Regions from separate parts of the Homo sapiens genome. Here region 1 is linked to region 2. The links are chromatin loops, found by intact Hi-C in ENCODE. Cell type or tissue: endothelial cell of umbilical vein. All regions are shown on one strand.

What was found. A loop is a pair of places that touch in the nucleus more often than their neighbours do. Peaks named below come from ENCODE experiments on the same cell type or tissue, not always from the same donor. Only the 100,000 strongest peaks of a DNase experiment are listed, where the experiment ranks them.
Region 1: a loop joins it to region 2, with 3 times the contacts of the local background. A loop is called at or near these places in 8 of 110 quality-filtered maps.

The regions. Positions count from the first base shown.
Region 1 is chr7:94,391,989-94,399,988 of GRCh38, forward strand. It overlaps COL1A2 (collagen type I alpha 2 chain), which reads left to right and starts at 2,907. Exons shown (of 52, transcript NM_000089.4): 1 at 2,907-3,113; 2 at 5,760-5,770; 3 at 6,394-6,408; 4 at 7,061-7,096. The coding sequence starts at 3,044. COL1A2-AS1 (COL1A2 antisense RNA 1) reads right to left here and starts at 204. Exons shown (of 6, transcript NR_147206.1): 1 at 130-204. In endothelial cell of umbilical vein, a CTCF peak has its summit at 3,660 (motif pointing left); a DNase peak (open chromatin) is centred at 3,603; H3K4me3 peaks cover 2,370 bases.
Region 2 is chr7:94,084,875-94,092,874 of GRCh38, forward strand. It overlaps LOC124901812 (a long non-coding RNA gene), which reads right to left and starts at 4,927. Exons shown (of 2, transcript XR_007060642.1): 1 at 4,295-4,927; 2 at 3,364-3,491. In endothelial cell of umbilical vein, a CTCF peak has its summit at 3,076 (motif pointing left); a DNase peak (open chromatin) is centred at 3,077; H3K27me3 peaks cover 521 bases.

The DNA.
Region 1 (8,000 bases), 310 kb after region 2:
GGAGTCACAAAAATATTTAACAGAGATCTAACTGACCACTAAAAATTCCTCCTTTAAAACAAACACCTAATCAACTATTTTCCCCCAAGTTATATGGAAAAACAGCTGCAATTAGAACTTGATTCTCACTTTAAGAAAGAAAGATTCTTGTTTGGTTTTCTCCACTTTCATTTTTTGTTTCTAGGTCCAGGGCCTCCCACCAAATGCTGACGGCTGCCTGCTTCAAACCCTGCCACATCAGCAGGGAGGGAGCACAGCGGCATTTGGTATTTGCATCAGTTTCCAGGAATGCTTTTCAAGTTATCAGTTCACTCTGCTGCCTTTAGCAGAGACGTTTTCCCTCTAAGTTTATAGATGTCTGCTTCAATTTACAGTCCTCTAATTCTCAAAAACTTGCTGAGGATTTTTCTTTTTTGGCTAAAAGAGAAATTATAATCACACTTCTAAAAACATTCTATGTTTTAAACTATTTTGACAACAACAACAAAACCTACAATGAAATGTTTAAAACTTGGGATATCTATTGCAAATCCAATGATTGAGCCAACTTGACCCCAGAAGCGTTATCAGATAACCTCACTGAAGGGTATTTGGAGGGTTTCTTTCATAAATCTGTTGCATTACCACCCTGAGTCATTTTGCTCAGAATTAGTCTCTGACTCTCAGCAACACAGGACAAATACACACATATGCCCTGCAAAGGTAATTCAGCACAGTGGTAACAATGATTCTTAGAAATCATTTCTCACTCTTCTGATATGCAGAAAAAAATTTGTTATGATGTAGTATTGAAGTTTTTCTTTCCTGATAAAAATGATTTCCACTTTAAAAGTTTTTTGTTAGTTCTGTAACGGTGATATTTCAGGGAAATGTTAAAAATGTTCTTGGAATATACAATTCAACCTCAGGTCTTTTGTTGTTGTTGTTCCTAGAACCTAGAAAACTTCAAACATTGTTGCCTAGTTAGAAAAAAATTTGAATGTGGATTGCTCCCTGTAAACCCCCTTCTAGGAATGACCAGTAACCCTTTCAAATTCTTTCACTCCCAGTTACTTCAAAAAATCATCCAAAGTGGTCTCCCAAGTGAGTGCCTTTAATTAGAATAAAACAAGAGTTTATTATAGTTTTTGGTTATCCACTTTTACTTGCATTAACCTTTTTTTCTTCTTTTACATTTAGAAAGAGTAACCTGCTTTAGAATAGTCCCTTTTATTTACAGAAGCTGCTGATGGAGTTAACTTCTGCAGAAATTCTTCCTTAAGGCAAAGCAAAAAAAGCGGGGAGGGGGTGGGGGGAAGGAAGGGAAAAAGATTCTCAGGGAACTACAGCCCACTTGCTTCTGTTTCTTAGAGACAGAACTGACCTAAAGATGCCCCCTTTGCGATGACTTCTGGGATAGAGCAGCACTCTAACTAGGCCCCCGCTGCCTCATGGGGACCTTAGGCAAGTAGAGGAGAGGCCTGACACACACACACACACACACACACACACGCACACGCGCGCGCGCGCACACACACACACACAGCCTTTCAAACCTAGGGCCTGGAATGCCATCCCAAGAGGCTTTAGAAAAAGGCACAGGACCTTTGGCCTCCCACCTCAGGGTCAAAGTACCAGTTCCTCCTCTCCCTAGTAGGGAGTGGAGGGTTGGATGGAGGCGGCCAGAGAAGAGGGAAGTTGGGTGCTGGGGAGAGAGTTAACATCCACGTTGGTGGGCGCACTGCTTGGGGTGTTACCAGCGAAGACTACGAAGACCCCAAGCTCGAATCAGAAGGGCCTCTGGATGTGCTAGGGGAGGTGCTTGGGTGTGGCTGTAAGAGATGGGACAGAGAGTAAGCAGCAAGGTCAAGAGGGACCGGGGGGCTCACGGGAGGGTTGAAGGGTCCAGGCTCAGGGTAGAACTGGTAAATCCAGACAAGGAGCCCATGGAGAAGGGGAGGGGAGACTGGAAACCATGAAAGATCCCCCACCGCAGCCTCAGAAAGGAGAGACTGAGAAATAAGTTCTCGGTCTCCAGGTCGGTTGGAGTCGTGTCGGAGTGCCAGACCATCCCCCAAAAGACCCTCTTTGGAATGAGCCTCAGCAAAGGCAAGCTAGGAGGTCGAAGGACTTCCCCAGGTGACTCGGTCTAGTCTAGAGTTCGCAAAGCCTATCCTCCCTGTAGCCGGGTGCCAAGCAGCCTCGAGCCTGCTCCCCAGCCCACCTGCCAACAAAAGGCGCCCTCCGACTGCAACCCAGCCCTCCACAGACAGGACCCGCCCTTTCCCGAAGTCATAAGACAAAGAGAGTGCATCACTGCTGAAACAGTGGGCGCACACGAGCCCCAAAGCTAGAGAAAAGCTGGACGGGGCTGGGGGCGGGGTGCAGGGGTGGAGGGGCGGGGAGGCGGGCTCCGGCTGCGCCACGCTATCGAGTCTTCCCTCCCTCCTTCTCTGCCCCCTCCGCTCCCGCTGGAGCCCTCCACCCTACAAGTGGCCTACAGGGCACAGGTGAGGCGGGACTGGACAGCTCCTGCTTTGATCGCCGGAGATCTGCAAATTCTGCCCATGTCGGGGCTGCAGAGCACTCCGACGTGTCCCATAGTGTTTCCAAACTTGGAAAGGGCGGGGGAGGGCGGGAGGATGCGGAGGGCGGAGGTATGCAGACAACGAGTCAGAGTTTCCCCTTGAAAGCCTCAAAAGTGTCCACGTCCTCAAAAAGAATGGAACCAATTTAAGAAGCCAGCCCCGTGGCCACGTCCCTTCCCCCATTCGCTCCCTCCTCTGCGCCCCCGCAGGCTCCTCCCAGCTGTGGCTGCCCGGGCCCCCAGCCCCAGCCCTCCCATTGGTGGAGGCCCTTTTGGAGGCACCCTAGGGCCAGGGAAACTTTTGCCGTATAAATAGGGCAGATCCGGGCTTTATTATTTTAGCACCACGGCAGCAGGAGGTTTCGGCTAAGTTGGAGGTACTGGCCACGACTGCATGCCCGCGCCCGCCAGGTGATACCTCCGCCGGTGACCCAGGGGCTCTGCGACACAAGGAGTCTGCATGTCTAAGTGCTAGACATGCTCAGCTTTGTGGATACGCGGACTTTGTTGCTGCTTGCAGTAACCTTATGCCTAGCAACATGCCAATGTAAGTGCCTTCAGCTTGTTTGGGGGAGACTGGGTAGAGAGGTTAGATGGGAGGGCACCCTGCCCTGAAAAGGAAAACCTGTAACCTGAATTCCAGGTACACTTGGAGGGCAGACTCTCAGGCATGTGGGAAAACGCCGGAATTGATAAGAAACATGGAAATTACTTTAAAAAATGAAAACATAAAAGCCTTGCCAAAAGTTAGGGAACTTTTCCTCTAAGTTCAGAGTGAGACAGTTAACTCGGTCTGGCTCCTCAGCTTAGTAACCCCCAAAGGGAGCGGAAGGTCTTTTTCCCTAAGGATGAGATATTAACGACCAATGTGGTGGAGGAAGTCAAGGGCCTGCACCCCACAGGCCCCATAACCGCACTGATGTCCACCTTGTAAAACTTGAGGCCTGCGTTAGAAAGCCCTTCAACTGAGTAATGTAAAACTCACCTCCTAAGAGCTTTTATCTTCTGGGCATTGTAAGGCTTGTCCGGAGGAGGAGGATGACGATGCTGATATGATGATGGTTATAAGGCGCCCTCTGGAGGAAGGAAAATGAAAGTACAGGGGACAGGGCCTTAAGCAGATGGAATCCCAATTAAAGCTTCTACGGATTTATACAGATTAATGATCAGCATTTCTGGTTGGAGCCTTTCCCAGTGGCTAGTCAGTGAACCCTGGAAAGAAGAATGGATGCTACTTGGAGTGGGTACATTCTGAAAAGTAATATAAGTGTCTCAATTCACTTTCTAGTCATGGAAATGGTAACATTTTTTAACTCAAATCTGCTCTAAATTTTGTTTGAGCCTGAGAATTACCCCTTTGACATGTTCCCAGTGATAAGCAAACATTATGAACGCAGCAAGTTGAGAAATATCAACATTGAGATGAGACTCAAGAGACCGGGGTTTTTCCCATGAGTCTGACACCAATTTGCTGCGTGACTTTGGGCAAGTCAAACGGCCTTTTCTAAAATGTGAGACAGAGATTAAAGGGACCCCAAGGCCACTTTCCAGCTCTAGGTTCCATGGCCAGACTTTCATGTCAACAGAGAATGAAGAAGATCAGTCCGTTTTCATCTTGAAAATGGCTGCCAAAGTGCTAGACAAAGATATTGACTAGATGGGGGATGGTATTGTCTGACCACACCCAGTACTCCAAAAAGTTGTTCCACCCACACAGCACGGTGTCTACCACTGCATAATTTCTAATGCATTTGTGTGCTTGTGTGTGTGTGTGTGTGTGTGTGTGTGTCTGTGTGTCTGTGTGTCTCTTCCCCCTTCATTCACTTTTAGTATACATACTGTGGATACTAAGGAGTAATTGCAGTGAACAAATTCACATTACCGAGTTCATATTTTTAATGAGATCTTGAGAGTGGGAGGAAAGAGTCGGCTCCTAGAGAATAAAATGAAGGCAGACTTAGGGAAATTTGAAGGTACAAAGGCAACTTACCTTCTGATCAACAGCCAACCACAGTCTGGAATAAATGTTATCAAACACACATTCTTCAAAATGGTCCATGTCTGAGTAATTAAAAGGCAAATTTCCAAAATCATAAGGACTTCCGTTAATCAAGTCAGGCATAATTATTCTTCCTACTGATGGACACAATGAAGTAAACATATCATTCTTGTAATTTAACAGTAATTCTCGTAAATTGCCCTTAAATGTCAGTGCTGGATGTGGTCCACCCTCCTAAATTGTGACTGTTGCAACAGATGTTCTCACTTCAAATAACGCACTTCTTGGCCACCTAATTAAAGCAATTTTTGGGGTGATTCATCCTACTGCAAGCTTGGCCACACTTGTATCCTGTATTAACCTATAATTTTTGTACCGTAGGAGAAGAATTCACTCTTTAAGGACTTATAACAATTATGGCAAAAGGGGGGATAGTACTTTTGTTTATTTTTTCTATTATTTTTCAAGATCTTTAATCCGGTTTTTCCATTTATACAAAACTCTTTCTCCGAGACAAAAATGATACATATTGGTAAAATGATCTTACCTAATTTAAGTGAACTAATTTAAAGCAAAATTCAGATGTCTGAATTAATCCATTTTCATAGTTAATAATGTGCAAATTAGACCTTTTGAAAAAGGATATTAAGAATGGTACAAACTCAATGAAGTACTAGGTAACTTCAATGTTTTATAAAAAAGTAAGTCAGCTTCAATGTTTCATAAAAAACAAATTCAATATAGAATTTTAAGGTAACATACTTTCCTAAATTTTACCTTTTTTCGATATTTAGGTATTAAAAATGATCAAAATCATAAATTATTTCCTCATCAATCTACTAGTCTTACATTCAGCGATTCATCTGTGCACTTTACCAGCTTAATTGCTAAGCATTCAAAATATCCTTCAGACACATTAATATTTCACAACAGTTATAAAATAGTAAATAATTAATAATTTAATTCAAAATACATTTACATATTAATATTGCAAACAAATCACCCTGCTGATCCCTGCCATACTTTTGACCTGCATAATTTCTAGGTCATTAAAATATTCTTAAAAAAATATAATTGGTCCTTAATTAGGTAATTCAATTCTATAAACTTGTTTCTCTATTTGTTAATTATTGCTATTGATCCATGAAGTGATACTAATAATTGTTTCCTACTTTTTCTTTTTTTTTTCTACAGCTTTACAAGAGGTGAGTAAAACTTTTTTTAGAATTTTTAAAAATACTTTGATTCCCTTGGCTACAGTGATGTCTTCTCTTGGAAGGGAAGAAGTTACATTAATATTGACCATCCTAGATTCCCAAGAAAATTGTGAAGAATTATGATAGTCAAAACCTTTCTGGCTGCCTTAGAAAGTACCCACCCAATTTTCCAAAATAGGCGGGGCTACTGAATAAGACTAGGTTTATAAAATATTCATAAGAAATATAGAGTAAATAATCCAATAGAAGTTTGAGTTTTAGGATCAGCTTCTATGAAGCAGAAGATTTCACTGAGCTAGAGAATCTTTTCACTCCTTTGGAATTATTTGCAAAAGCACTTATTGTTAACACATTCTTAGCTCATGAGTTGAATTTGAGGCATAAGTACAGGTACGTATTGCTATGTATTTTTTGTTCTGTAGGTACATATTTTTATTTGACATGTTGGTAAAATTTTAAATTGTAGTTTGAAATATTAAACTGAGATAATAGTAAATGCATAATGTAATGAATTGTGAAGGTATATTTGTATACTACACCAAAATGGAAGCTGTTTTTAAATATATATATACAATTTTCTTCATAATAATCTTTGATTTATTCTTTTCTAGGAAACTGTAAGAAAGGTAAGAGTACACTACTTCTCCATAAATATCTAAAATTATCAGGGATAACATAATTTAACTAAATTTATAGTAGACTATAGAAGGAAAATACTTTATCAAAATTTTGTTCATATGAATATACATTAGCTAAAGCATAAAATAAAGTAGCTTTGATGTTTAAGATAACAAAGTTTAATTATCTTCTGGAATCATCTGTAATTACATTTATGTGATACAAACTGGTGATTTACATACAAAAGGAAAAAAAAAGACTTGTTTTTATTCTGGAGATGGAAGGCATATTATGTTAATTATAGGGAGTAAAAAAAGTTTATTTTAAAGGGCTTTGACTATATAAATGTGCTGTTAAAAATGTAACAAAATGATCATTTAATCTACAGTTATCATCTTATTCAAAATGCTATGCATAGTATTGACCTAATAGCTGAAGACTATAGCAGCTTCCAATCCTCCAGCTGAAAAAAAATTACGTATAATTACAATTAAAATATATACTTTTATCTATTGCATTGTGTCAATTTTTTATATGCTATCTAATAACATTGTAGTTACATCAGTCTTACCAACTAATTATTATCAAGAATGATTTGTTTGTTCACTGGAAATTACTTCTTAGGCATTTATTATTGTCCTGTTTGTATCTTTCCTGTAGGGCCCAGCCGGAGATAGAGGACCACGTGGAGAAAGGGTGTGTAATTTTTGAACTATAAAGGGCTTCGTCCCGTATTTGAATAACTATATGTTAGAAACTACAGGAACTGGCAATTTATAAGAATATTATGTATCCAGATAATTGTACACCCCTTTAAACAGGTAATGCACTGCAGAAGAAGCGAATGAGCATTATTATATATGATCAATATTTGTTTTAGGTCAAAATTACCGTTAAAAAAGAAAAACTGTTACAGTCATATTCTTTGCATGGTCTACTTTCTTTATTTGTAATTGACCCATCCAACACATGCATAATGGAAATATATCTACCTACCACCACAGTCCTCTTTTTAACACATTTCATTTGCTTTTGAACTAAGATCCCTTAGGTAGCTTGGAAATAATAGTGAATTAGTAGTCAGTAACATGTTTCTCTGCTCAAATTCATGCATGTACAAGTCAGGCTTACATTTTATTTGTGGCATTCTTAAATCTCCCTGCTATGCTTATTTGACATTTATAACTATGTGGTTTTGCATTGTATAACACTTTTGCCAATATATGAATACCTATATCTTATATCTATTAGGAAGAGGAGACTTACATGTATTTCACTCAATTTATTAGAAATAGAATTAAATCAGTTAATTATTTTAACAATACAAGTAGTTAATGATAGTAAATCTGCAGGATTTTCTCTCCTATGATAAAGTGACCTTATTAACTGTCACATCAGTTAATTCATTCACATGTAACATACCAAAACAATTGAATCAGTTTGTCACAGTCAGAGATCGGCAATAAAAATACGATGTAAGTCCTTGTGCACTGTTAAACATATGAAGCACGTGGAACCATACATTTTGGCTATAATTTTTATATTTGAATACTGGAGCTTCAGTATGAATTAATATTCAATGGCCGAGATAGTTCTTTAG
Region 2 (8,000 bases):
AGTTGTGATCATGACAGATTACATTACTGACCTTTCCACTACAGCATACTATTCAGTACAGGGATCTTTTGACACAGGCAACCAGTTTATAAAACCAACATACAATGTGCTTAAAAAGATATTCAATTCATCCATGCTCAAATGATGAAGGCTTGATTCTGGAAGCTTGACCATGAGTGACTGAACTCTGTCGTAGAGAAGTGGCACCTTTCTGATCTGAGTCATAAATAGTGGCATAGGATATGATTTCAAGTTCAAATTTTGTAGCATTGAATTCAAATTTATCAATAAAATATATAAACTCTTCAAGATGAAAAACCTGTGTGAAGTTCACCAGTAGACCATAGCGAACACAAATTGAATATCCAAGCCTGAATGCAAAAGTGATTTCATAGCTCCAGAGCTTTATCCTGCAAACCAATAATAATAATAATAAAAACTATGCAGCTGGAGTGGTCAGGTCCTCTTCATCACTGCCAGGGATTCCTAGCTGGTCTTATTGCAATTCTGGGTTCTCATAACCACTGCCACTAAGAGTGGAGCTGGAGGCATAAGCAAAGGACAGACCAGTGTCTCCAACTCTCTTATACCTGGGCACTGAGCCTCCACAGCACCCACAAACAACCCAGTAGCCCCACGGGATAGGGCCAATGCCACAGCCCACAGGTTATGTGCTTTTTATGTTTTCTGTTTGCAATCGCACTGCAAATTACAGAGCCTTTGTTAATGTTGTCATGACTGAAACACTGATGAATGATTTGAAGCCATTTCCCAAGAAGCATGAAGAAGCTTGTCATTCTGGCTTAACACCCAAACTTGTTTGCAAAAACTACTTTAACCTTCTAGTTTTCTCTAGATTTTCTCTGTCCGGAACCCAACAATCAACTGCAGCAATCTCTCTATGTCTCCCAACATATTTTTGTAATATTCCCCCACAAGGCATGGAACTTCTCCATTTCCAACCTCCTATTTTAGGGAAATGTGAGTTTAGAGAGTTGATAGAAGCCTCTCCAAAAGAGTGGTTTCTTCCTTGGTTCTGGTATATTTTCTTGTCCAAGAATATCCTTGCCAGGCAGATCATTTCTGCCCCTCTTTCTCTATACAGAAGGAAGGCTAAATGGCTCAAGGGAAGGGTCATAGCATTTAAAGTCTGGCAGACGGTTGTGAGTGGTGTGACTGGGGAAATGTTATTCAACTTCATTGTACTTCAGTTTTCTCTATAAGACTTAAACTGGGGATGAGAAATAGCTAATGTAGTGTTTGGCATGGAGCAGGTATTCCAGTGAGGGATATATATTGATTAATATATATCAGTGATGAGGAGTTAATATATTGAATATATATATATGTGTGTGTGTGTGTGTATATATATATATATATAGTCTAGTGATTGGTCTATCTGGTTAAAGCCATACCATTGGATACCTCTTCTTGGATTCCTATGATAAACTAGATAGATAGATAGATAGATAGATAGATAGATAGATAGATAGATGATAGATACATAGATAGATAGATAGATAGATAGATAGATAGATAGATAGATAGATAGAGTAGATAGACAGATGGGTTCAAGAAAGAAAAAGTTATTTTTAGAACAGATGGGAAACACCTGGAAGTCACTGAACCCCTGCCTTCCATGGGTCTATAAAATAAGCCATCTTAAGCCAGCTGTGGGATGGATAGAGCCACTGATTTGATCTGGCCCCTGAAGCTACCCAGAAATCAGAGTTGAGCTAAAAGAGATACTGAAGAGTTAGCAAACATTCCTTCTCCATCTTAAAATTTGACTGACTGTGGTCTGGCCAGTTAGAACCCAGCTGGAAAATGGAAATATCTCCTAGTATATGAGGGAAATATTCTGCTTCTCCCTGCAATGACATATATTATAGATGATATATAGGCATCATATATATTATACCCCCCACACACATGTTTACATATAGTAGAACAGTAGTAGGAGTTTTTGTCATTTCTTTGCCAAACTATTTTCAAAGTGCCTTAGAAACTGAAAAATCACAGGAATGTAGTATTGGGAATCTGAACAGCTAGATTCTAACAGTAGCATACTGGTAAACCTACTCTCTTGAAAAAAAGAAAAAATGGTTTGTAGTGTTTGCTGATTTCTGTGGTGTAAATATTCCCACAGTGGCTGATTTCAAGCTATCAACCTGACATCATCAAACACAGAATTGGGAAGAGAAGAGCATAGCTGGCTCTTGTGAGCTGGTACAAGCCAGTTCTAACACAGTAGTGGTTCTAAAATAAGACATGTGTTTTGTGAACCAAACCTTACTGTCTAGGTTTCTATTTTCTCATACGTACATCAAAAATTAAACAAGACTAAAGTTTTTCAATTTAGATGTTAATAATAATTATACACACACACACATATATAAATATATTACACATGTATATGCACACAAATGTGTGTGTATGTGTATATACACACATATATATACACATATGTTCTTTGCTCAAAGAAACTTGAGAAACTGTAAAGAAAATTAAGTAGATTTCTTTATAGCAGGACCTCTTAGAGACTTTAATACGGTGATTATGTAAGAGGAAGCTATAGTATTTAGCTTTTCCTAAACATTTTTTTATGGCATAGCTGTTAACAACAACCAGACCTCTGTGTTTGATATTTTTGCAGCTTTGAAATCCAATTTAAAAAAAAAGAAAAAGAAAGAAAGGGGCCTCAAAAAGTTACCACCCTCTTCCCCATGCACACTTTCCAACTCCATTCCTCGCTTTTAAGTTAGGGGAGCTAACTTTTGTTGCGTACCTACTAAGTGCTGCATCTGAAACTCAGCTATACCAAGGTTTTCTACCCGGAAAGACAGAAATTATCTCCTACTCAATTCTATATTAGAAATCTGAGCTTCACTAGATAATTTAGCCAAAGCCATAGTTTGTTTGTTTGGAGTGAAGGAGGCAGCGAACACTGCCAGTCAAAAAGTACCTCTCCCAGGGAGCCTATTTAGAAACAAAAGTGAAATCTAATTCACATTCACATAACCATAACCGCAATCGATCCTGTAGGTGGAGAGCGATTTTAGCAATAGTGACACCTTGTGGCATTATCTGCCATGGCTCATTAGCCAGGAAGGCTAAAAGAGATTCCTTTCCAGACAAGTCACCCACTGAAAGCGGTGGAACCAAAGTGAAGAGTGCTGAGAATTTTGCAGGGTTATCATTTTGTTTTTTCTGAAATAACCTGAGATAAAAGCAGCAGAGCTGTCTTTTTTTCCTCCTTTTCTCTTATCCTTAGTTCTTTTCTTAGATTCCTATGATAAACTAAGAAGCAAGGAAGTATACATTTATATCCTACTCCACCTATATCCAAAACAAAATAGTCCATTTTAAATGCAAAGGTGACTGTTTATTATACAAAACACTAATGGCCTTAATTTCCATGGGACTTGCAGTTTCTGGGAGGTTCTCTGTATATTCTTTTCTTGTGTTTTCAGAGAGACTTCAGATGCTGCCTAATAAGAAGAAAAAACAAACACATTTTTCTAAAGCAGCCAAAGTGCTTTTAGGCTCTTAGAAGATAACAGGGCTGCTGTCAAGTCATTTGAAGAGACATCTGGAAGGCAATTTTACAAAGATGAGGGAAAATAGGAAAGCCAAAACTGGACAATAGAGTAGAGAAAGAGGAAGTTAAAAAAAAAAAAAGGACTTTTACCAGCCTTTTATTGTAAGACCAAGGACATACACTGGATTCTCAGATTTCACAAGAAGCCAAAACATTGTTTAAAACTTCCATTTGAAATTCTAGAGTGGAGAATTAAGGATGCATGTGAACTTGTTGCAGATTTTCAGGGGTTAAGGCAGTGGGGAGAGAAAAGGTTTAAATTATGCAGAGGCACCATGACTCAGAAGGCAAAATAAAGAAGTGGAAAATGAATGTTTGTGACTTCCACTTATGTCATGCTGCAGGCACATCAACTCTCTGAGCTTCTGTTATGCTACCCACAGAAAAGAGATAAATACCTAGAGGGAGGCAGGACAGTCACAAAAAAGACCAACTCTAAAGCCCTTTGTTTAGCTTGGTGACCTGGTAACTGCACCTGTGCCCTGTCTCCTTGGTTGACAGGGGATAAAGATGGTGATGGGAGCTCAGAACAAGGGAAAAAGAAAATAGGACTTAAGGGAGACGTAGAAAGGTTCGGAATGAAAGAATGGGATTAAGGGAAGGAAGCAAACAAGCAAGGAGGCTTTGTGAGTACTGTCAGAGACAAGAGACCAATGAAACTATTTTCTCCAAGTAAGTCTTGCTTCCAATTACCTGTAGAGAAATCTGTCCTCAACATCCCTGGATGAAGTGGCCGGGGGCAGTGAGCAGAGGAAGTTGAGCAGGGATTCCATGTTTCTGAACTGTTTCTCATATTCTTTTTTTCCACTAGAATATTCTTCCAACTCTCATCTCTCATTCAAAACCTTAACTTGTCTCTCTAGTAGCACCTCACATGACTAGTAAGCCCTTTCGAAGGGGTATGCACACCATTGGATACCCCTTCTCAATAATGGCTTGGCAAACACTGCAGAGCACCCACTGTGCACCAGACACGCCAGCAGCACCTGGATGCAAAGGATGAAGTCACAATCCCCTCAGCCCTCCAATTAGCAGCTCACTCAAGAATGCTCTGAATCTCCTTCCCATTCTACATCACTGCATCTCTCTTGCTGTTCTTACTACTGTTATTGGAAACAATTGCTTTCTTCCCAAGACAGGTCCTAAACTACACTGGGGTAGAGACAGTGTTTCCATCTTTGCATCTCTCTCTGTGCTGTCCCAAAGCCATTGCACACAGCAGATGCCTCCTGAATAAATGATCATGTATTTGAGTTGAATGCCTGACTGACTGTGAGGTTAGGACTTGTTGCTTCCATTCCCAAAGTGCTACGCTCCAACCTAGTGAGATAGAGGTAGTGATTTTCTCATTGGCTTGTGGCTAGGGAAGGCTAAGGTTCAGCCAGCAAAGAGATTTAGCAGGAGGGCCAGCCAAAAGAGTGCACCAGGAAAATGGAGGTCCGTGAGTAGATAACATCAGATTGGTTAGGAGGCAAAACAGAAAGCGAAGTGGACCCAACCATCCCACCACAAGTGTCCCGCCTGCCCTCGAGCTAGATCTGAACATTCCTTTATTCTTCCTGTCTCCAAACCTATTCCTCATGCCCTAGCCCCTCTGGGCAGCTCTTCTTGGTGGAGTAACAACAGCTGCTATTCTAAGTACAGGAAGCTGTCTTGTAAACAGTAATTTGTTCATATCAAATGTGTAGGACTAGAAACAAGGTAATACATGATAACTTTAATTAACACATTCTCAGATAAGACAGCCCTATTTTGAAACAACAAAAAGAAAAATCTTCATAATTCATCCTGAGGAAATAAAGCTCCTTATAACAAAACAACCAAGTTATCTATCAGAAGCTGCCAGGACACTGCCCCTTAATCAGCAGGAATGGGTGGCCAAATGCCCTGTGTGGATGGAGAGCGGCAGCCAGACCGGCTAATCAGTAGATCCCCGACGTCGCCTCACAATGCAACGTCTACCCACGGATGCTTCTCTGACCTCAATTCCCAATCTTGTCTCCTCACTTCTCTTTTCTGTCATTAGAAAAATCCAAGCCAATAAAGATATTTCATTTTCTTTTTTTTAAAGAAAGGCATTTCAGAGATTGGTAGTAGAGAGACAGCAAACAGCAAAAGACCCTGATCTCCTCCTACACTTTCTGCTGTGCCTCTCTGAGCATGAAGGCCAAACTCATTTAGTCCCTTTCAGGCAGGCCATTTCCCTCAGGATAGCGCACTTGGTGTAAAGGGGTCTGGAAGGCCAGCGTTCAGTGATCTCCAGGTACCTGAAGAAGTCCTAGTCGCCTCCACCGGTCACCTCCGCCCTGTGCTGACTTGTCCAGCTGTTTCCTCCATGACTGAGTGCAGATGACATTGTTCCCTTTCTCCATTCCAAGGTTCTCAGAGGCATTGCCTGTGGTTGACAGAACATTTTGTACCATTTTAGTTGGTAATGAGGGATACTTTCAAGCTAGAGTTATATAGTTTTCCCTTTCTTTGCAGATGTCCTATAAGGCTATTTCTATGTATCTTATTCATTTTTTGCTTGTAAATTATTAATATGAATGATAGATACCCACTTTAGAAAAATGTGAATCCTAAAAAATAATATAAACTGGTAATAAAACTCCCAAAATCTCACCATTAATTACTAAGCTACTAACGTTTCTGTAATTCTACGTTGAGGCATCCATTCTGTCTCCCTTTCTCTCTGTTCCTGAATACAGCAAAATGGACAGGTTATTCTATCCAATCTCCAGCTCATACAGATTTTCTCAACTGCATTGTATGGAGACAGAGGAATACAGAATTGAGCACCAGGAAAGTTTTAGGGCCCTTTTATTCCTAAGGCCTCCACCATGAACTGGGTTTATGGAGAAGCCGCTCCTCAACACAAGTACCATTTAGGAAATTCTTTCCCTATTTAGGTCACCTTCCCACTGGCCTCTTAATATCAATATACGAGTTGTCAGAAAACAAAACTACCATGGCAGAAGAAAGTGACAGGTGCATAAAGTACCAAAATATCTCAAAGTTTATCAAAAATCCTGCCTCAAGTATGGAAAGTGCAATCCATTTTCCTTCCCAGGGAATATGTAGCAAAAGGATTTTCTTCTCAAATATTCATTTTAAGATAAGGAGCAGGGAGACAGAGATCTATATGCATTTGATTTGGGATGGTTTCTTTGAAGGTTATTTTGGTGGAATTGTCACTTTAAAGCTATGATGTCCTTTTATCAGAGCACAATGAATGAATGTAAATGGCAGGTAGTCTTTGGCAGAGAAAAATTTCCAGTTGTCAGAGAAGGAAAAAATGTGCAGAGATACACCAGAAGAGCAAGTTGGGTAATAGTGGAGATGCTTCTCTTCCAGTTATCTCTAAAAGGAAGTTTGGTATAGTGAGGATTTGAATTTGTTCAGCCCTTTTTCATCAGAGTTTTTCACATTATCAAGGAGGAAAAGTAATAGAATAAGTCCTCTGCTGACAGCCTTCCTATCCTGTGGCTTATTAGTGTGTATGTTTCACTAGTAGGGCATAGAATAAAGATTATAGGGAGGGAACACAGGAATAAAGTTAAGGAAATAAGCTTTCGGCATGTCTGCCTAGGGTTGAAGCCAGCTTCCCCGTATACTTTTTGAGTGACTTCACCAAGTTGACTGGTCTGGTCTCATCTATATAAGGATAATAAAATGAGTTCTTACCTTATAGGGACACTATAAAGATAAAGTAATGTACTAAATATCTTGAACTGAGTGTGTACTAAAAATTTAGTTATATTCTAGAAGCTCTGCCAAAAACTAAAGGCAGAAACTTAGGTGGTTTGACCTCTCCCCGATCCCCTTCAGCCCAAGGTATTGCTTTTAAGGCCAAGACTCTCATGTATTTAGCAGGTACAAATTTTGGTCCACAAACTTGAGTGTGCATGAACTCTTCACCTTGTATCATCCTTCAGAGCAGTAGGAGTTTTGTATCAGTTGTGACAGGCTCTTTCCCCTTGGTTATGGCAGAATCTCAAAGATTTCTGTGGTACCTGGAGGGGATGAGCTGCTGATATCCCGGCTGCTACTGATTCCTGATGGCTGTTGCCTACTCTGGTCCTTTCGAAGTTCCCTGACTCGCTGTGTCCCTACCCATGTAAGTAAGAGAATCTTAAGCTAATGCTCTGAACCAAGGCGCCAAGATCTACCTCCTGAGATGCCCCTTGGCTCAGAGGAATGAGCCCTGTCTCACATCCTTTGCCCCCTCAAAGGCTTTCTCTCCTATCATCCTCCTAGCAAAATCTCAACTGATAAAACCTTTCCAACAATGTGCTTTGGGATTCTTCTGTCTTTCATCCTACTCAAATTTCTGGCTGCAAGGACTACACGAACCACAAAGCCTGGTAACTTGCTTCAAAAAATATGGAGGCAGGAAAAT